2 separate regions of the Homo sapiens genome follow, and region 2 is linked to region 1. Evidence: chromatin loops called from intact Hi-C (ENCODE). Cell type or tissue: endothelial cell of umbilical vein. All regions are shown on one strand. Links, peaks and the distances in the headings refer to the core of each region. The heading gives the core; the rest is flanking DNA.

Region 1 (10,496 bases), core at 1,387-9,386:
ATCAGTTGCAAGAGCAGATTGATCCAATCAATGGCATTTTAATGCACTGTCCTAGATTCAAGACTAGCTACATAATATGCAGTACCCAGTACAAAATGAGTATGTGGGGCCCTTTGTTCAAAAATTATTAAGAATCTCAAGAGAGCAACAGCAGAGCATTAAAACAGGCACAGCACCCTTCTGAACACGGGGCAAGGTGTGACTGCACAGGTCCATGCCCATGGGGCCAGCTGTGCCTGCATTTCAAATTCATTTGATTTAATACCCCAAATCCAGATTTAGCACAGAAAAGCATCTCAGGAGCTGCTCAGGTGCCACTGGAGATGCTGCCTTAATCTGGTCAAACTCAGCCGGGCGAGTGGCTCAAGCCTGTAATCCCAGCACTTTGGGAGGCCAAGGCAGGCAGATCATGAGGTCAGGAAATCGAGACCATCCTGGCTAACACGGTGAAACCCTGTCTCTACTAAAAATACAAAAAATTAGCCAGGCGTGGTGGCAGGCGCCTGTAGTCCCAGCTACTCGGGAGGCTGAGGCAGGAGAATGGCGTGAACCCAGGAGGTGGAGCTTGCAGTGAGCCGAGATCGCACCACTGCACTCCAGCCTGGGCAACAGAGTGAGAGTCCGTCTCAAAAAAAAAAAAAAAAAATCTGTCAAACTCAGGAGCCCAGGAGCAGTCTGCGGGGGCTGATACAGTCCCCCACCTGCAGGGAGGCAAGGTACCCATCCTCTCTGCAATGCCAGAACAGTGCATACTCCAGCCAAGGCAAGCTGTGCAGCCCAGGCAAGCCCCTCATGCTGACGCTTCCTCACATTTACATTCTAATGTCTCTTCCAGTTTGCAAATCACTTGTGATTCTTCACCTGATTTCTTCCACTTTAAATACCAGCAAAGGTATTCCTACTTTAAAGATTACAAATAAGAATACAACCCAGTACCAACTATGGCCAGGATTCAGGGTTAAGGATGAGATGTGAAGACAGAAACTCAGCCAAAAATATGGCTGGATTGGGCCAGTGTCTGCTCACCAGGATGGAGGCCGGGATGAGCTAAGAAACTGGGCAGGTCTGTCAGCGGCAGCTTATCCGCCTCCCCTGTCCCAGCCTCCCTTCCTTCTGCCATGTGGGGTCTGGGCATAAATGACAAGAAAATAAAAGTTCTTTCAAAGGCAGGAGCATAAAATGCATCATGCAGAGGTTGGAAATTAAGGCCAATGGATAGCATGTCCCATCCTCACTTGAAGGGCCAGGCAGCAACCTCTCGACCATGAAAGGACAAGGAGAAGTAACCGTGCAGGAGACAGCCTGCTGGGCCCCCACAGCTATGTGCTCAAAGTCCTGCTCTAAAGCCTGAGACATTTCTCCTGGTCGCCTGCAGACACACTGCCGCTCTCTCTGGCAGGGCTGCTAGACACCAGTCAGAAACTGTAAATAAAGAAGGCCAGCACAGCAGGCCTCCAGTGCAGTGTCAGGAGAACTTGGAATAATCTTTGGGAATGGCTCAGTGAAGTCTGGGACACACTCCTCAGCTGCCATCAGTACTTTCCCAGTCCAGCAACCCAGCAGGAGTGAGGTCCAGCCTCGGGGCCCCATCCTCCAGGTGCCAGCAGCTTTTGGGAGGTCCAGAATCCAGTGACACCCAGAATTTCCTGGGGTGTATGTGGGAGGTACATACTGGAGGCCTCATCTTCATCTTTAGCCGTCTGAGGGGCTCATCTTATATTTCTTTGGCATCCCCTTCAGCCCCGAGCATGGCTAAATTAAAAGTAACTACAGGCCGGGCATGGTGGCTCACACCTGTAATCCCAGCGCTTTGGGAGGCCAAGGTGGGCAGATCATGAGGTCAGGAGATCGAGACCGTCCTGGCTAACACAGTGAAACCCAGTCTCTACTAAAAATACAAAAAATTAGCCAGGCATGGTGGCAGGCACCTGTGGTCCCAGCTACTCGGGAGGCTGAGGCAGGAGAATGGCGTGAACCTGGAAGGCGGAGCTTGCAGTGAGCCAAGATTGCGCCAGTGCACTCCAGCCTGGGTGACAAAGTGAAACTCCATCTCAAAAAAAAAAAAAAAAAAAAAGTAACTATAAAGAGGCTACTTGCTGAATAAATAAATCCAGACCCAAATCCAGATGGGACTCCCAGGAGGAGAAGACACACCGGGAAATTTATCGGCAGGTGCCCAAGGCCACTCTCATCCACTTGGTTCCACTCACAGCTCAGCACCTTCACAGAGAGGCGGGGGAGAGCGAATGCAGTCAGGGCTGGATGCAAGCGCAACCATCCCTCTAGCGCTCCCCTTACTACCCAGTCTCTCACTGTCCCAGCGGAAGGCCCCCCCACCTGCATTTCTGATGGGGCAGGGGTGCAATAGCAGAGACAAAGCAGAGAGAATGCAAGGGCTGCAGGCCCAGGACAACTGGGACCGAGTGCCTGCAAACGGCCAGTCGCTGGGTGGCAGGAAGAGAGGACCTGGAATATTGATCTTTACACTAAATGCAGGGTCCCCGCCACTGAACTTTACCTGTCAGGACTGGAATGTGGGCTCCACCCCTCTGGACGAGCCACAGGCACCTGAGGGCAAGTTGGATGCCTGCAGCAGGTGTGAGTAGGCCTGTCCAGACAGGACCCAGATGGAGGCAGGTGGTTAACTAACCTGATGCTGTGCAGCTGGGGAGAGGGGCTGGTCCACATTCGGGAGGCCAAGGATGACTCTTCCCTAAGAAAAGCTCCCTTTGTGAGGTTTCTCGCTGAATTTGAGAATGATCATGAGAAGCACAACGGGAGCAGGCAGAGGAGTGGGGAAAGACAGCACGTAGGCTGCATTTAACTGAGCCGTGAACTGCAGAGAAACACAGAGCGCTTCCTCCTCCTCCAGGGAACTTGGACTATGTTCTCTCTGAGGGTCAGGAGAGAAATCAGTTTTAAAAGGTTCCTAATGGCCAGTGAGGCATGAAGCGAAAGGGGAGGGGGCCTCCTGTCTGCAAGAGGGGTTGCCTGAGGAAAAGAAAAAGAAGCATATATGACCCAGTGAATGCAGCAAAGCTGCCCCACAACACTCATTTCTTTCCCAGGTTTTCAGTTTGAGTGGCTGCATGCTGTCTGGCCCGCTCCATTAAATTCCAAGGAAACTTGTCAGCCACGGCTCCAGCCCAGAGCCCGGCCCAGCACTGGTCTGGGGCATGGAGGCAGCAGAAACAGAAGCCAGACCTTGCACATTCCGGGAAACCAGACCCCCATTCTAATCGCTGCTGCTGGTACTGCACATTCCAGGGCGCCGGGGACATGGGCACAGAGGGGCCTGTGCGACTGGATTTCCTCGAATTCTGCAAAGAAAATGCACAGGAAGGACAATGGCATTGCTAAGTGGTGGCCCAGGCAGCCAGCTGAGGTCTAAAGGAAACCTGAAACCCTATGCACCATCAGGGCCGCTGTCTGCAAATCTAAGGAAAGACACGGCCAACGGCCCTCAGACCTACTCTTGTTAAAATACACTGAATTCACAAGCAGGAATTATTATTTGTTTAAAAAGGCTAAAATTTGAATGATGAATGACCACGCTCTGTCTTTTGCATAGAAACAAAGAAATGAAATTCAGGAGAGTTTCGTGTGGCCTCTTTCTTTCCTTTTAATGAATCAAGGAGGAAGAGGCGGGGGAGCCGGGAGCCTGGCCTCGACTTGCAGCACACATTGGCACTTCCAAGTGTTGGCAGCCCCTCTCTTTCCGGGACAGTCTCCCAGACGGCTCCAAGTGGGAAAAGCTCGCCGGACGCCAGACCTCAGGCTGCTCCCCCGTCCTGCATGTCCCGGGTGCCTTGAGCAGTAACTGTTGCAGGGGCTGGGCCAAGACTGCAGCAGATGGTGCCTGGAAAAGTCTGTGGCAGGTGAAGTGAAGGAGGAAGACTTACCCAAACAAGGCTAAGGCAGTCTCTCTCAAATAGAGTAGATTCGAAATGTGCTTTCGGGGGGCACCTGGCCAGCTGGCTGTGAACCCCTCACTGTGCTGTCAGTCACAAGCACAGCCTAGATCTGCATCTTTGGCTTTACTGGGAAAAGATGCCTCTTCCAGAACAACTATGTTGTTGTTTATGTTGTCTATGTTTAAAGGCGCCTGTCATTGAAAATCACTTTTCAGACTCACTGGCAAAGAAAAAAAAAATTGTGTTTTTCAGTCCTTGCTTGATCTATTGGGTTTGATCGGTGCTGTTACATTTGATAGTCTTTTCTGGCCTATTTTATGCATTAGGGAAAAGCTTCCAATCAATTCCACTGCACATTTTTTTTTTCAGATGCCTCCTGAATGCCCAACATGATGTGTCTATTATTATCTTCGGGGAAACAGCTGACTGCTCGGTTCACAAAAACCATTAACTTTGCTCTTGATAAGCGTCTGGCTCTGGTCCTGACCTTCGCAGATTTCTCAGCTGGGTTCGCTTCCTGCCCTGACTCCTCAACATAGGTTGTTATGTCTGGAGCTGCCGGGGCTGTTCAGTCTCCCTAGCCCTCCAGCCTCTGGCCACGGACTGGGAGGCAGTGCCCACCCGGGTTGAGTCTGCCCCCCTGGTGCAGGAGGAGGGCCTGAGGCTGCAGAGAGGCAGAAGAGACGTGAGGGAGGGAGGTGATGGTGAACGAGCCCCTGTATCAAGGAAGAAGCCAGTTCTTCCAAGCAGTACCCAGCCCCCATGCGAGGGGAACTTGTGAAACAGAGACAGACGCCAGAAGGAAGCTTTGGCTCAAATAAGAAATGAAGAGTGGTCCCGGACCCAAAACAAGCCACTTCCCCTTCCTGGGCCTCAGTTACCTCAGTGGTAAGATGAGGGGGTAGGCTAGACGGTTTCCGACATCCTTTCCAGCTCCAAAAAAGTTCTATGATCTAATAAATCTGAAAAGTGCATTTCCTCATGTTTTCCTTTCAGTGCGTAATCCCCATCCATATAGAATATTCTTGGTTTTAATGCTGGCTTCCTGAGTCAGGTGCTACAGTTTCTTCCAGTGGAAACAGTATCACCTCTGCAGTTTAGACTTTCGCAGTGACTTTCCAGGCTGAAATTAGGATTCCCCATCAGGGAGGGGAGATAAAATAGACGTCTGGTCTCCCTGTATCCCTTAAAAGGCATATTTTTAATCATAAAATGGAATGAAATAATGATCCATGCTACAATGTGGACAACCTTGAAAACATTATGCTAAGAGACAGAAGCCCGTTACGTATTCTTTGATTCCATTTATATGAAATGTCCAGAATAAGCAAATTCATAGAAATAGAAAATGAACCGGTGGTTTCCTAGGGCTGGGCAGAGGAGAAGTATGGGGTGGCTACTAATGGATACGGGGTTTCTTTTTACGGTGATGAAAGTGTCCTGGAGCTGGTAGTGATACGTGCATGATTGTGAATATATAAGAACAGCAAATTGTACACTTTAAAGGGGTAAATTTTATAGTATGTAAATTATCTCTCAATAAAGCTGTTTTAAAAAGAAAAATAATCGTGTTCTTTCTTTTTACTTTTTTAATGTGACTACTAGAAAATAATTTTGTATATGCAGCTCCTGTTATACTTCTGCCTATGAGTACAAAACATTTGAATAAATATTTTCATCACTTTTCAAAACAGACCAAATCAGTCTGGCCTCCTCCCGCATCCTGGACAGAGCTGGCATCCGAGAGGCTCAGTGCAGCGAGCTCTGGGCTGGGCTTCCTGAGACCTGGGTTCTCTGTCGCCTCTTAGCTTGTGACCTCCAGCCTTCAGGTCACCTCACTGGTCCCAGGCTGCTCGCCTGAGACACGAGTGTTAGAAGGACAAGCCGACAAACACCCAAGCCCCTCCCAGGTGAGACTGTCTGTGATCACAACTCACCCCCTCCCCAGGTAGAACCAAGTTTTAAAAGTGCTCGTTATTCTACCCCAAACATTGCTCAACTCTAAGAGCCATCAACCTGAGAATAAAAGTAACCTGTAAGACCAAAAAAGGAATCTAACAGTGAGCAGAATGGCTGGGGTTTGGCACCATCTTCTTCCATTATTCCTGAAGGATTGATTTTGGGAGAATTTCTTTCAGTGACTTACGAGGTTGAAATTCTAGAGCTGATGGCAACAAATATGGCTACAACCCTTCTGGAAAATAATTTGGCAATTTATACCAGATCCATAAAAATTCCATATCCTTCTTCCCAGTTTTTGTACTCCTTAGTACCTCTCCTAAGAGAATGACCCTAGATACAGAAATAGCCATAAACATGAAAATGTCCATCTCAGGATTGTTTAACATTGCAACCTTGGCCCAAATGGATGTGAACAGGGGAACAGTTAACCAAACGGTGGCAACACTTGGGACAGAAATGATGGAATTAGGCCAGGCATGGTAGCTCATGCCTGTAATCCCCACACTTTGGGAGGCTGAAGCAGGCCAATCACTTGAGGCCAGGAGTTCGAGACCAGTCTGGCCAACATGGCGAAACTGTCTCTACTTAAAAATATAAAAGGTAGCTGGGTGTGGTGGTGCAGGCCTGTAATCCCAGCTACTGAGGAGGCTGAGGCATGAGAACTGCTTGAACCTGGGAGGTGGAGGTTGCAGGGAGTCAAGATCGTGCCCCTTACTCCAGCCTGGGTGATGGAGCAAGACCCTGTCTCAAAATAATAATAATAATAATAATAATAATAATAATAATAATAATAGTAATAAAGAAATGATATTTCTGGGGAGATGATGGTGAAATATGAATCTTCTTTTCTTAATTTTTCATATGATTAAATTACATTTATAATTTTAAACAACTGAGATAGTACAATATGTCATCAAATGTATAAATGCATTTTCCATCATGTCTAAAAAGTAGAGAGAAAAGATACAAAAAAAAAGAGTCCTTATGCTAGGAGAGGAAAAACTTGTATATTCTGCTTAAAGAAAATCTAACCACAGCTGAAAAGACATGAAAGCATCTCAGTCCTCATTCCATGTGTCCACCATGATATTTATACTGATATTTTCCCTTCAGCAAAATTATTATAATTACCATTCAAAGGCATTTATATGTGCTTATAACTCTTGAAGGGAGACATCAGTCATCGGATGAATAGTCTTTTAGTCATCTTCTAACCCAAGGAAATTATTTTAGGGAGAAGTAGGGAGAAGGGTTTTCTGCAACCTCATTTTGATTAGAGAGACTAAGGGAACAAGGCCTGTTTCTCCAGCCTTACAGGAAAACCATGAGCATGGACCGTGGCCTCTCCCAAACACCTAACTGCTCCAACAGGAGGATGCGGCTGAGATGCGGAGGGCTCAAAGGCTCAGCCCTGGGTCTCAGGACAAACAGACTCCACACTGGCCCCTACAGATGAGCTGTGCAGCTTGTGAGAGTCATGTTCCCATTGGCTCCCTCAGTTTCCCCACCTGTGAAGTGAAGGGTTGAGCTCTAGGACCTGCCAGGACCCTTCACCCTCAGGTTTCATACTCTGGGATTCTGTCTTCTCTACAAGTCAGTTGGTGGCTTTGGGAAGCCACCAGTGTCTTTACAGGTAAAGTGGTGTCCTTCATCCACAAGATGCATGCAAACAGGGAGTTGATGTGGTCAGAGATGGGTGTGAAAGGTCGGAGCAGAATGATATTTTTCAGAGGACAGAAGGACTATATGTTTGGCCAATGATGAGAATTCCATGGGAACAGACTGTAAATGACAAGTGTCACAGAATCCCACAGACAGAACGATATCCAGGCACATGGTCCTTCCCAGATGCTCTCAAATCCTCACTCTTCCTCCTGTGCGTCTTCTGCTATTATCAGACTTTTCCTACTGGGTTTCATCCAGTGGGGCTAAACCACACTGGGCTATATTTTTCAGAGCCACAAATGCTGGTGGAGAAAGGTCAGACTGGGATCTGAAGAACCTCAGCTCAGGCCATTTCCTGACCAGCAAACATTAAACAGAAAGTCGGCCTGAGAAGAACACAGGATGCAGGCCACCCCAGGAGGAGCGTGTGCTCTCCACGGTGCAGGCAGAGACGGCTGTTTGCTTGGTATAATGATTGGGATGCTGATGTTCTGGACCAACGCATCTGCCCTTGGACATGATGGTAGTGAACCCTGCATTTGGCCTTCCTGAAACAGAGGGTCAAGTTCAGTCACTTTGGCCAAGAGCTATCATGTCTCAGTAGGACAAGAGAACATGCCCAGAGGAGACCCATGCTTTGACACCCAGGAGGCATTTTACTATTTCCATCCTTCTGGCTTCACTATTCTTGGTGTTGGCTCTATCAGGAGTCCTGGAAGAGTCTGGAATTGCCAACTAGAGGTCCTAATCTCTTACAGCTTCAATGCTTTAGGACTCCTAAAGCACTGAAGCTTTAGGAGTTGACAAAGCTCCTTCATATTCCTTGTATCATTGGACTTCAGTGCTTTAGGATTCCTAGCACTGAAGCATTGGGAGTTGATAAAACTCCTTCATATTCCTTATATCACTGGACTTCAATGCTTTAGGATTCCTAGCATTGAAGCTTTAGGAGTTGACAAAGCTCCTTCATATTCCTTATATCATTGGACTTTAATGCTTTAGGATTCCTAGCACTGAAGCATTAGGAATTGACAAAACTCCTTCATATTCCTTATATCTTTGGATTTCAATGCTTTAGGATTCCTAGCACTGAAGCTTTAGGAGTTGACGAAGCTCCTCCATACCCCTTATGCCACTGGACTTTCACAGTATCCTGCTGATGTCTCCTAGGCAGCATCATTGTCCCCCTGTTGTAGATGAGGAAACTGAGGCAGAAGGGAGTCATCCCAAAGGCCCAAATGGGGCTAGGACCCAGGTTTTCTAACTCTAGTGGTTCATCATGGAGACCGCAATTCAGTGTTTCAGAATAGACTCAGGAGACGTCAACACTTCTCTTTCAGGAATTGATAGATCAGTAGGCAGAAAATCAGGAAGGATACAGTTGACCTGAACCGCACTATCAATCCACTAGACCTAAGTGACATTTATAGAACACTCCATTCAACAATGACAGAACACACATTCCTCTCAAGCACACAGGGAACACTCACCAAGACAGACCACATTCTAGACCAGAAAATACACCCTAACAAACGTAATAGAATAGAAATCATACAAAATATATTCTCAGCCCACAATAGAATTAAACTAGAAATTAATAACAGAAAGATAGCTGGAAACACCCACCAAATATTTGATGAATAAACAAAACATTTCTAAATAACACTTGACTTAAAGAAATCTGAAGAATAGTTTGGGAGTGAAACAGACATGGGCTCAAATCCTGGCTCTGCCTCCTTGCACTGGCTGGCCTTGGACAAGTTACAGCTAACCTCTAGGAGCCTCTTCTGTGGCCTCAGCTAGGAAGCAAGGATAATGCCCTGCCTCTCTGGGTGGCTACAAGGTAAGAACAAAGCAAGGCCCATAACACAATGAGCACAGTGCCCAGCTCCCACAGAGCACCCAGTGGCAGTGGCTCTTTGGGTCACTGTTCTGTTTGATGACATTTCCCACTGCCCTAACTGTCCTGGAGAATACAATATTCCTGTATAGCTCACTCTGTGCCACAGAAAAGCAGATGTGACCGCTGAACATTGAGGCTTCCCTCCCCTATGTCTAGCTGGCAAGATTGCCCATCTGCCTGGGCAATCCCAACTGTGTCCATCCGTCTCCATCAAGTGGTGACTGCACTTAGAAAACTGGCACCAAAGAGACAGCTCTTCTTAGTCACAGGATATGAGATGACTCATGTGTTGGAAGATCGGGTAAAATCTTGCCCAAGACTATGTGAGAAGGAATTCTACGGCGAATCTCATCAAACTTTGAGAAAAAAAAACAGCTCATCACAGAGATAGGCCTACCATCTTTATTGCACAACTAATGAAAAAGATGTTCCTGAGGTTTGAAAATATTGCACAAGCCTCTGACTCATTAGGACTGAGGTTGTTCAATTTGGAAATTATCAGAAACTCCAGCCACAACAATATGCCCTCGGAGACTTTTGTGTGCACAAGGAGACATAATTATCCTGTGGCGAGGGACCAGCTGCTGTCACGGGATGCTGCGGAGGATTGTTTTTATGAAACGTGCTTATTCGACAATTTGTCCTGGAATCTAAAATAATAGGGTATCCATGGACTCCCAAATTTGCCTTTTTTTCCTTCCTTAAGATGTGACAAATCTTTCCTTGTGAGGAATTCCCAGTGCATAGAAACCAAACCAAGCATCATTCAAGAAGGTGCCAGGGCTTCTATAAACTGCCATCTCCTGGGTGTCACAAGCTCCAGGGAGAGTTAACGAGATGACATCTGTAAAATCCCAGGCAGTCCAGACATGCAGCTCTTAATTCAAGAGAAGCCACACACTGGTCACATGATATAGGCAACAACTGGGACCTCAAAGGGTGACAGGCAAAGTGACTTTGGATACCTCTGCCCAGAGAACCTTTTCCAACATATTAGATGGCAAATTCCGAGTCAGCTCCCGGACAGAAGTCTCACATCACCCTCCTTCTCT
Region 2 (10,496 bases), core at 1,409-9,408, 56 kb before region 1:
TGCTGAGTGTCTTAGCTGCTGTATTTCATGCATCCTCCCCATGGCTTCTAAGACAAGTCCTAATATCATTACATCCACTTTCCATATGAAGAAACTGAGGCTTGGGAAGGTTAAGTAACTAGCCTAGTAACAGAATGAATAACAGCTCAGATTCAATCCCTGATCTAAATGATTGCCGCATCGCTTGCTTAACCACTACCCTAGGCTTTCCCCATGGCCAGAAGCACTTGACATCTCTTATGGGAACCAAAAAGCACTATTATTACAAAGAGCCTCTAGCTACCCCCTTTGCTATCAAAATCAAGTCCAAAGACTGGTACCAGAAGGTCCCAACAGTGTCTCTGGCAAAATCTGATTAAAAAAAAAAAAGTAAAGGCAATCGAGACAAGTTCCCAAGATTACAGGTGCTAGCAGCTCTGACACCTGGTATGTGTATACCTCAAAGAGCCATTGTGCATCTTAATTACAGGTAAATAGATAGATATAATAGTCTCTGTTGACTCTTTTCAAGTCTAACTATTTAATTGTGGTCTACTCAAAAGTGAAAAACCCAAGTTCCCCATGCCCTGTCAAGATTACTTTGCCAAAGTTTGTAATTCAACTCAATTCAACCCAAACCTACATGGTACCTACAACCTACAAGGCAGTAGGCCCCAGGCAACTGTAGGAGGGAGGTTGAATCACATAGATGAATGAAACATTTCATATATCCTTCCTCGCAAGAAATAAGGATGCAGGATGCATTTGGTATAATTGATACAGTCCTGATCATTAGGTGCAAATCGTTGCTTTAAATGTTTCTAAGGGATTGGATTGAAGAATAAGAACAAGGACCAAGAACAACATTGGGCCTGGCATGTTATATGCAGTGTCTCAAAACCCTACAACAACTCTATGAAGGAGGTTTTATCGGCCCATTCTGCAGGTGATGTACAGTTGAGAAAACTGCCTGGTGGTACACAGCTAGTAAGTGAGAAGCCCAGCAAGAGCCTGAGCCCAATTCTCATGACCTGGAGAGCCTTCATCCTCCCCATGGCCTCCTGCTGAGAAACCTTTGCTGTAAGGAGAATGCAGTGCCTAGTTTATCTCTTTTATCTACTTCATCTTCCAAGAAGCAAATTCAAAATAGTGATATAAGAAATACATTTTAGGCTGGGCACAGTGGCTCATGCCTATCATCCCAGCATTATGGGAGGCCAACTTGGGTGGATCACTTGAGCCCAGGAGTTCCAGATCAGCCTTGGCAACATGGCGAGACCCCATCTCTACAAAAATATACAAAAAATCAGCTGGGCGAAGGGGTCCTCGCCTGTGGTACCAGCTACTGGGGAGGCTGAGGTGGAAGGATCACCTGAGCCAGGGAGGTCAAGGCTGCAGTGAGCTGTGATTGTGGCACTGCACTCCAGACCAGGTGACAGAAAAAAAAAAGAAAAAAAGAAATACATTTAAATTCTAGATTAGAGCACTACGCAATGTGGACCCATGATCTCAGGAGGGTTAGGGTTTGCATGCCGCATTTCCTTTTCCATGTCATTTTTAAGAAGTCTTCCATCCACCACTTGCATTCAACCTTTTCATGTGCAACTGACATCGTCAGCAGCAAGCACAGGTCCCATGTTCCAGAAGACCCCCTCCTCAGGAGCTGTGTGACACTAGCTTATCAAGCTGGCTTCCTCTGTATGAAAATGAGCATGAGAAATCGTACCTGCCTCCTGTCACCCCATGCAGGAATATTATCTAGCGAGCCCATCTTTACACTGCAGTTAATCATTGACAGTATTTCTCACAACTTAGACAATGCCAGTAATGTATAGCATAAAAATAATCTACAGAAAGGTTAGTTTCTATGACCCCATTATGTTATAAAACATCCAAATTACTGGCATTTAGATTATCAAGCAATTGGTTTGTTGGGAAGTGCCTTATCCCAAGAGTTGCTTTATTATTATGGATAACTCTGATTACCAAAAGTTTTCTAGGCAAAGTCCACCATCTTCCATTTTTCAAACATCAGGCTCATTAGAGCCACACACTCTCAACTTACGGTATGCCAAGTATTGCATAAGGTCTGATATGAAGTGTTGAACAGGTACGATAATACATTTTAATTTACTGAAATTGATATATGCTGGAGATGCCATAAAATTTCTACCATTATTATACCTGATAATTGTTAACAGAGGGCAATTATGCAATACTGTATTCGGACTTTTCCGTAGTATATAGAAACTTACAAGGAAAATTAATCACAAGAATCAGGTGGTACAACATGGGTATACTAAGCCCCTCCAAACTTCATGTTAATTAAGTTTTTAAGATTGCTAAGATTATTAATATTTTGAAAACCTTTTGTCCAATAAAGGGAAAATTACCCTGTTCTCAAATCCGAGGTGACATCAGAATCTAGGGGTCTGGAATAGGCATAAGGATCCTAATATATGCTCAGGTCATTCTAATTCAGGTGATTTTGGGGAACTGCACATTAAAGGGATGTAACTGACCTATTTCAGTACAGGGCAATCTCTCCCCTGGCAAGAAGCCCATCAGAAATGCCCTGGGGCTCACCTACACCCTGGTGCAGGGAAGTGATTGAAATCGTTCCAGCCCTTGCTCTCCACTATCCTTTTCAGACCTAAGAGCTAACGTGTTATGATAAATGCCACCTTAACCTTGGAGAATGTGGCTAATTTGTTTGCTTAGCAGTTCAAAGGCCGGGATAAGAGGTTATAACTCACAGAGGTAGGCATGATTAGAGTTCACCAAGCCCCTCCTCATCCCAGAAACTCCCAGCCCCTTGGCACCTACAGTATTCATCTTATACCTTCCTCCCCCCTCTTGCCAACCTCCCCTTTCCTTCATCTCTCCTGGGCTCTGGCTGCCTCCCCTTTTCCTTGTCGTTCATCATTTGGAGTTAAACTTTTAAAAATGTTTGTCATCATGGCGATTCATTTAAAAAATCAAGAGTTCCCTACTTCTAGTTCATTTATAAAAAACTTACTATATTTATTTGTGTTTTGTTTTATATGACCATATGTTTTCTCTGTAGTCACTAGCTAATTCCTACTCATCTTTTTTGTGCAAGGTTTTGAGCTTGGACCTCTAGCCATGTAAAATCTGAGACACTTGTTTTCTGGAGGACAGAGGTATGCTTTACTCATGCCTGCATTGCCTCCCGACACAGGCAGTGTGCTCAGAAATACAGCAAGTGTCCAAAATATTTCTACTGAACTGAATTAAGTACGTCTACGCAGCCAGAACTCACCTCCTGGCTGGGAGATGGATGCAGATGCAGAGAAAGGAGATCACAACACAGACTATGAGTTTCCTGCAGCTGCTATAACAAGTGACCCCAAACTGAGTAGCGGAAAGCAACACAAATGTATCATCTTACAGTTCTGGAGGGTAGAAGTCCAAAATGTGTCTTACGGGCTGAAGTCAAGGTGTCACAGGACTGTGCTCCCCTAGAGGCTCTAGGGGAACACCCATCTCCTTGCCTTTTCCAGTTTCTAGAGGCCACCCACATTCCTAGGCTCGTGACTCCTTCCTCCATCTTCAAAGCCCATCATTCCAACCTCTGCTTTGGTCATCCCATCCCCTCTTCTTCCTTCCGATCCTCCTGACATCGTCTTATAAGGACCCATGTGATTTACACTGTGCCCACCAGAAAATCCAGAATGATCTCCCTGTCTCAAGATTCTTAATTCAATGATGCCTGCAAAGTTCTTTTGCCATATAAGGTCATATATTCACAGGTTCCAGGAATTAGGAGACAGACATCTGTGGGGAGGGGCAATATTCAGCCAAACTTGCAGGCAAGCACAAATCTAGGAATCCAGAAAACAGGGTTGGGGCAGGGAGAGCCCCCAGGCAGGATGGCAGGGGTTGGCTTTCTGGAGGGAAAGGTCTCCAGCTGAGCCATGAAGGACAGATCAAATTGGGGGATAAGAGCGTAAGTTTTGGAGTCAGGCAAAGCTGAAGCCTTGATTTCCTTATTTGTATATTAGTATAGTGTCCATTTCATAGGGTTATTTTGAGGATTCAATCAGATAATGTATGTAAAGGGCCTGGCATGTGCTGAGCATGCCGTGTGACTAAAATCTAGGACACGAAACAGCAGACAGAGGATTTCGGAAACATCAGAGATGACAACCAGCTTAACTGCTCATTTCAGACTATTGCCCTCAAGGCTAAAAGGACACAGCAAAAGAGAAATTGTGGGGGGGAAAAATGTAGTGTCCTAAGAGTGACCATGAAAACAAACTTCGTGCCATTCTCCTTCCCAGAAGTTGTGAGCTCCACATCCAGAGGTCCCAGTCTCCTGCCAACCGTACGTGGCTATTTCCGTTTAGAATCAAAGATGCTTGGGGTGTAGTCCAGCCAAAGGAAATGCTTATGACCACGATCAGGAAACCGTTTCCACAACAACCCAGTGCCAAGCGGCAGCCCAGCAGCGGTCATCTTGGGCCACGCCTGGGGAGCTGGCTATTGTCCTCCCCCTACCGTGACAGAGCACTCCTCCTCAGGTTTCCTCAGACATTGTTTTCTTTTAGAACGTTGGGTTGGGTTCATGAGAAAAAGAAGCCTGACAGGGACTGTTTGTTATAATCCCAGTGGTGGCTGGTCGACTGGACTGTGACTCCTGGTGACCACCTCCTAAATGTGCAAAGCCAATGAGTTTGGGGTTTGATGCTGCTGAATGTTTATGTTACCCCCAAAGTTCATGTGTTGAAACCTAGTCCCCAAGGTGATGGTTTGGAGGTGAGGCTTTGGGAAGGCTATTAGGTCATGAGGGCAGAGCCTCATAAAAAGGATTAACTGCCTAATGAAAAGGACCCCAAAGACAGCCCTCGCCCACAGGAGGACACAGCAACAAGACAACAATCTGTGAACCTGGAAGAGGACCCCCACCAGACACTATATCTGCCAGTGCCTTGCTTTTGGTCATACTGGGCTGCTGGGGGTGGGGCAGGAAGGGGAGTGGACCTCCTTCTTAGGTGACATGATTTTTCCAGCAATTAGATGAAACTGATGGAAGCAGGCCCAGATATCAGCATATTTCCTGAAGCCTTGAGTTGGACAGTTCTCCTGGTTGCATAAACTTCAAGATCAGTTACAAGCACAGGTGTTTCCCACTGAGAGCTGATTTCCTTGTCTCTGGACCAGATGAAGTGGTGGAATGGGGTCCCTAATAAAGTCCAGATTGACCCTTTTGTACAGGGCAATGACTTGGCCCTACTTGAACTTCTGGTTCAGTTTCCCCTGTGGCTTCTATGTTGTATTTATGTCAGCACTGTGTCCTGCTGCCTTCCAAGTCAATAGAGATGGCTTAGGATAAAAACACATTACAAAAATGGACATTTAAAGGCACAAGAATAGAAGCTATGCCTGGGGGCAGGGAGTAGAAGGGGCACAAGGGGGCAGACCTGGCTCTGGAGGGGGTCAGAAGATCACTTCAGCAATAGAGTTGGTGTGACTCCATGTTTGCATGAACCAAGACTCTTGTGGTTGCAAGAAACAGAAACTTAACAGGAACCCCCAAGCAGAAAGGGTGTTTTTAATGCATATCTAGGGTGTCTCATGGTCCCCAAGGGCTAGGGTGCAGTCAGCCCTTGGGAGTGGATGGGAACTAGGGGCCTGGGCTCCTTCATCATCTCCCAGTCCCTCATCTCTGCTCCCTCAGCACTCTGGAACTCCCGTCTTGCTCACACTTTCTTCCCCTTCTCTCTTACTAGTTTCCTCTGCAAGGAAACCTCAGGCTACCAGCAGCTCTCCAACTTGTATCTGCTCCTTTTAAGAAACCAACAAATTTGAACCAAGAATCTCTTAGTTCCAACCTAAGAAAATCAGTGCTTGACACTGCATTTAAATGGCAATTTATGTAAGATTGAGAGCCACTAATTGTCTACATCAAGAAATGGGGCCCCAGAGGGAGATTAGGGGCCTTGGGAAGGAGAAGAGGAGGTTTTAACCCCTTCTCAGAGCTGCCATTATCCTGGTCCAATCAACTGTGCCAGGAGGCAGAGCCACTTTGCAGAAATGGTTGCCTGGGTGTTCACTGCACTTTCCTTGTGAACTGAGTAAGGGAGAGCTCCAAGAACGATTGTGGATGAGGGAAAGAGAACTATGCAGAAAAACTAACAGGTACTCAATACCAAGCTGTCTATACTTAGGCAAAAAGCTTCCACCGAGGATGGGTACCTCAGACTTATTTCTGACATAATACTGCGGGCCCAAGCATTTCAGCAGGAATTCAACCCCAGCAGGAATTTATCATCTAGTACTGGAAACAGGAACACATTCAGAGGATGAACATAATGGTGAGGGCATGGGAGCCCACAGTCTAGGAAGGCTGCATTCCTTTATTATTTTATGTTTCGTTTGATTTTGTTTCTTGTGGCTGTTGGTTTTCTATAGTTTCAGTGGCTAGAAATCGTTTTTAAATGGTGGCTGTTTCACCTAGAAAATTAAAGACAGGAGTTGAGATGGGCATAACTGTGGCCTTTCAGTATGCAACAGGCTTGCTGCCAAAGTGGGATTCAGTGTTCTGGTTGGCCCCATAGCCACAGCTGGGCCACAGAAACAGAACTTAACAGGACACAGATTTTTCAACCCAATGTAAGACTGAGTTGCCTTTGGGTACAGGGAGTCTCCCTTCCTAGGTATGTGCGTTCAGAGGCAGACGCCTACAGTAGCACTTTGAGGGATGCCAGGTCCCATTCCTGGAGGTGTTACTCAGGATGGGCATCTCACAGTGGCAACTTGCTGGGGGAACTGGGTCAGAGGACTCCCCAAATTCCCTCCAGTCTTAGCATGGAGCCACCAGTGCCAGCCCTATTCTGAGGGTCACAGCCCTCCTTGATGGGTGCAGCCTGAGAGGCTCCCATTACCAGACACTGGGGAAGACATGGGGGCACAGGTGTTCTGCAACAGCAGTCATCCTGGGGGCCAAAATCCCCTCTCTGTGGGAAGACCTGAGAAGGTTCTGGGGCTAATCACCTTGGCCAATCACCTGTGCCTCTCACATAGCCCCAACATATGGGAAAGGTGTAAGGATCCCCAATACAGATAAACACACTGAACCCCAGCACCATAAAGTCTTATCATCCAGGAAATAGGAAACATGGGTTGTGGCATACACATGTGATAGAATACTATGCAGAAGTCGAATGGAGCGAACTATAAATATGTATGTATGTATACACACGCACATACACATACATATACATATATCTCTCAACAGGATAGACCTCACACAGTAAAGCTGAATGAAAAACAAAGTTGTAGAATAACACACACAATATCATTTATGAAATTCTTAAAACCTACATAAGACAATGTGTATTGCCAATGGATATATATGTAATATATAAACGTACGAAAAAAACAACACACTAAAGTAATAGCAGTGGTTGCCACTAGGGTGAGGAGGCAGGAAGAATGGGATTGGGTGGGGGTGATCAAAGAGAGTTTCTTTTTTACTTATAAAAAAGCAAATATAACGAAGTGCAAATTGTTAAATCTGGTTAGATGGAGCATGAGTGTTTGCTATGTTGAGAGGCAGAAACAAACTGAGGCCCCAAGAGATTAAATCATTTCTCCAGCATTGGCTGGGATGCTGCTTAACACACACTTTCCAGGCTGTGCACGAAACAGCAGTGGATATTGACCCCAGGCTGCCCAGAGGCCACCTCCATTTCACTCTGGACTTCGACCATCATGCTTGACCACCCCTCCTCCACACAGGCCTGCCATCTCTCCCCCATTCATCGCCTGGAACCCCAGCACCTTCAACTTTTAATAACAGGGAAGGCTCAAGATGTTGAGGGAAGGTGAACCGCTTGCTCCACATCCCTGTAAGAAGTGACTCACATCAGAGCCCAGCTGGTGGTAGGGGGAGGCCTGGGGGCTGGGTGGTGGATGGGAACAGAGGAAGGCAGAGGTGGCTGTAAATTAACACTCTTGCCACCCTGGAGAAGACTGACTTATCACCACCAGTTCCCAGCATTTCTTCCTGGGAGGAAGAGGGCCCAGCACGAGACGGAAACAAGATTTGATCTTTGGCATCAGGGGTTCTCATGCCTGAGTGCCTCAAGTCACCCTGGGCCACTGAGGCAGGAATTCCTCTGTGCCCTGGATGGGTCTGGGTAGGTCAGGAATCCATGGTGGAGGGGGACCCCAAACCAGGTGGGTCCCTATGAACAGACAAGGAATGGTTTAAACCAGATCACAGCCCAGTGCCAATAGGGGAGATTAAGCCCTGGTCATCAAAACGGGGAGAAATGCTTAGCAAGCAAAGAAACCATGAGTAGGGAAGATGAACACAGCGGGAGAGGACAGAAGCCACCCAAATTAGGGAACAAAAAGGTGCTCCTAGCCCTAAGTGATGCTCCCCTGCCCCTTAGGGCCTAAAGTAGCCTCACATTTCAAATTGCATGAGGCTGTAAATGTCTGTGGTTCCCTGTGGACGTCTCTCCACAGCCCCTTCACTCATTTTTCATTCATTCCTCAACTGTTCATGTACAGGGCTCTGGAGAGTCTGTGCACAAGGTCCCTGCTCTCATTGGGAAAAACAAGCAATGAATAAGCAAGGCAATGAGGCTGGGGTGTACAGAAGGTGCCAGACATGGCTGGGGCATAGAAGGGAACAGACAGGGGCAGGTGGTCTTGGAGCCACCTCCCCTGAGCCTGACAGCGCTGCCCACAGTCTGGCTGGAGGAAGCTGCCCGCTCCTGCCAGACTCGTGTGTCCATCCTCTCTCTATTCCTTCCTCCAGATATCCGTCCCTTTCACACCCAGGTCGTTTGACACCTCCCTGGAGTTTCACGAGACCAGCTCACCCCCTGGTGGACATACCTCCACCATCATCACAAAATTTTTTAAAAGGTGTTTGCTTTTTATTTAATTTTTATTTTAAATTCATGGATACATGTGTCTGAACAAGTTTACCTACACAGCCACAATTTTTAGTAGGGCCTTGCCTTCTCTCCTAGCCCAGTAATAAATATTTGAAGTGTTCTGGGTCTCCAATGCAATATACCTACCTCATTGTACTAGTCAGCGTTCTCCAGAGAAATAGCACCAGTAGGACATATAGAAATCTACAGAAAGAGATTGACTATGGGAACTGGCTCACATGATTATGGAAGCTGAGGAATCCTAGTCTGCTCTCTGCAAGCCAGAGCCCCGGGAAGCTGCTGGTGCAGTTTCGGTTCAAACCTAAAGCACCAGAGGTGCTGATGTCAGAGGGCAGAAGACAGATATCCCAGCTTAAGCAGACAGAGAGAACTTTTGCTCTTACTCGGCGTTTTTGCTCTCTCAGGGCTCTCCACAGGTTGACTGATTGATGCCCACCTGCAGTGGAGAGGGTGAATCTTCTTTACTCGGTCTGCTTAATCAAATGCTAATCTCTTCCAAAAACACCCTCAGAGACACGTCCAGAAATGTTTTACCAGCCCTCTGGGCATCCCTTAGCCCAGTCAAGTTGACACATAAAATTAACCCTCACATCCATGAATAAAGAGGAGGTAACGCTGTTATAAAATGAACCAGTGGGAGGAGGAGGCCCTGTGTGAGCAGGGACCAGGTTGTACCAGATATAGCAGCCCTGGGCACTGTAGAAAGGGCTTGGCAGATGAACAAAGGAAGTGGGGAGAGCACATTAGCCAGGCAGGTGCACCTGGGGTGGTGGGCAGGGCACAGGGGCAAGAGGCACCCCCAAAGAGCCCAGGAGGGAGGTGATGGTGGCTGCATGGAAGAGAGGCAGCTCAGGTCTTTGTCACAAGGACAGGTCACTGCCCCCGACCCCGCCACAGGAGAAGGGTTTGTGTGCCCAGTGTGTAGGACTGCATGGGGAAGGCGGCCTACCTGGAGCACCTCACAGAGTCACACTGACCCAAGACATGGCACATGTATCCATCTTGTCACAGCCTCCCAGTCCTCATCAGTCAAGAACAGATTTTCTTTCATGGGAATGTATGTTTCCATCATGGGGAAAGAATGGGGTTACGAAGCACTGGCAGGGCAGGTCGGGAGGAATGCACCTTAGTGCCACGTGGGAGCCAAATGAGAGCCACCTGCCACACTCTAGCTATTGCAATGAGATTTTTCACTTTTATTTCAGGCTTAAATTCCACAACATGAATCTGCTGGGGGAGTCTCTTCCTTTGGGAAGTTCCCAAACCGTGAGAAAAGTATGACAGTGAAAGAGATCTGACCTAACCAACCCCCATCTTGCCTTTAACCTCAAACTGCCTTTAGTCATGCCTGGACTTGGGCCAAATTAACTTTGGGAGAAATTTAGTTTATACTTTAAATGATAATAGCCCTTCCCCAAAACTAAACCGCCTTTGTAAAGCTAATGAAATTCCCCCAGTTTAGAAGGATGACAGGTGCCTGAATTCTGCTAAGGTGTAGACAGGTGTCCTGAGTAAAGGTGAGCAGAGAGTGCTCTTCAGAGAAGAACTGTAACCGCCCAATGGGTTTTTCTTGCCCACTGC

Evidence for each region. Hi-C counts contacts between places; a loop is a spot of excess contacts. Peaks named below come from ENCODE experiments on the same cell type or tissue, not always from the same donor. Only the 100,000 strongest peaks of a DNase experiment are listed, where the experiment ranks them.
Region 2: a loop joins it to region 1, with 6 times the contacts of the local background. A loop is called at or near these places in 3 of 110 quality-filtered maps.

What each region holds. Positions count from the first base shown.
Region 1 is chr10:122,468,543-122,479,038 of GRCh38, reverse strand. The region is part of intron 1 of HTRA1 (HtrA serine peptidase 1); the gene reads right to left. Among named protein-coding and RNA genes, the nearest start is that of HTRA1, 12 kb to the right of the region's middle. RefSeq lists enhancers at 2,193-2,918, 4,015-4,536, 4,537-5,060. In endothelial cell of umbilical vein, for the core only: no CTCF peak of the experiment used is centred there; DNase peaks (open chromatin) are centred at 3,748 and 4,428; H3K4me3 peaks cover 531 bases; H3K27ac peaks cover 3,238 bases.
Region 2 is chr10:122,524,289-122,534,784 of GRCh38, reverse strand. No RefSeq gene overlaps it. Among named protein-coding and RNA genes, the nearest start is that of DMBT1, 31 kb to the left of the region's middle. In endothelial cell of umbilical vein, for the core only: a CTCF peak has its summit at 8,851 (motif pointing left); a DNase peak (open chromatin) is centred at 4,414; H3K27ac peaks cover 1,393 bases.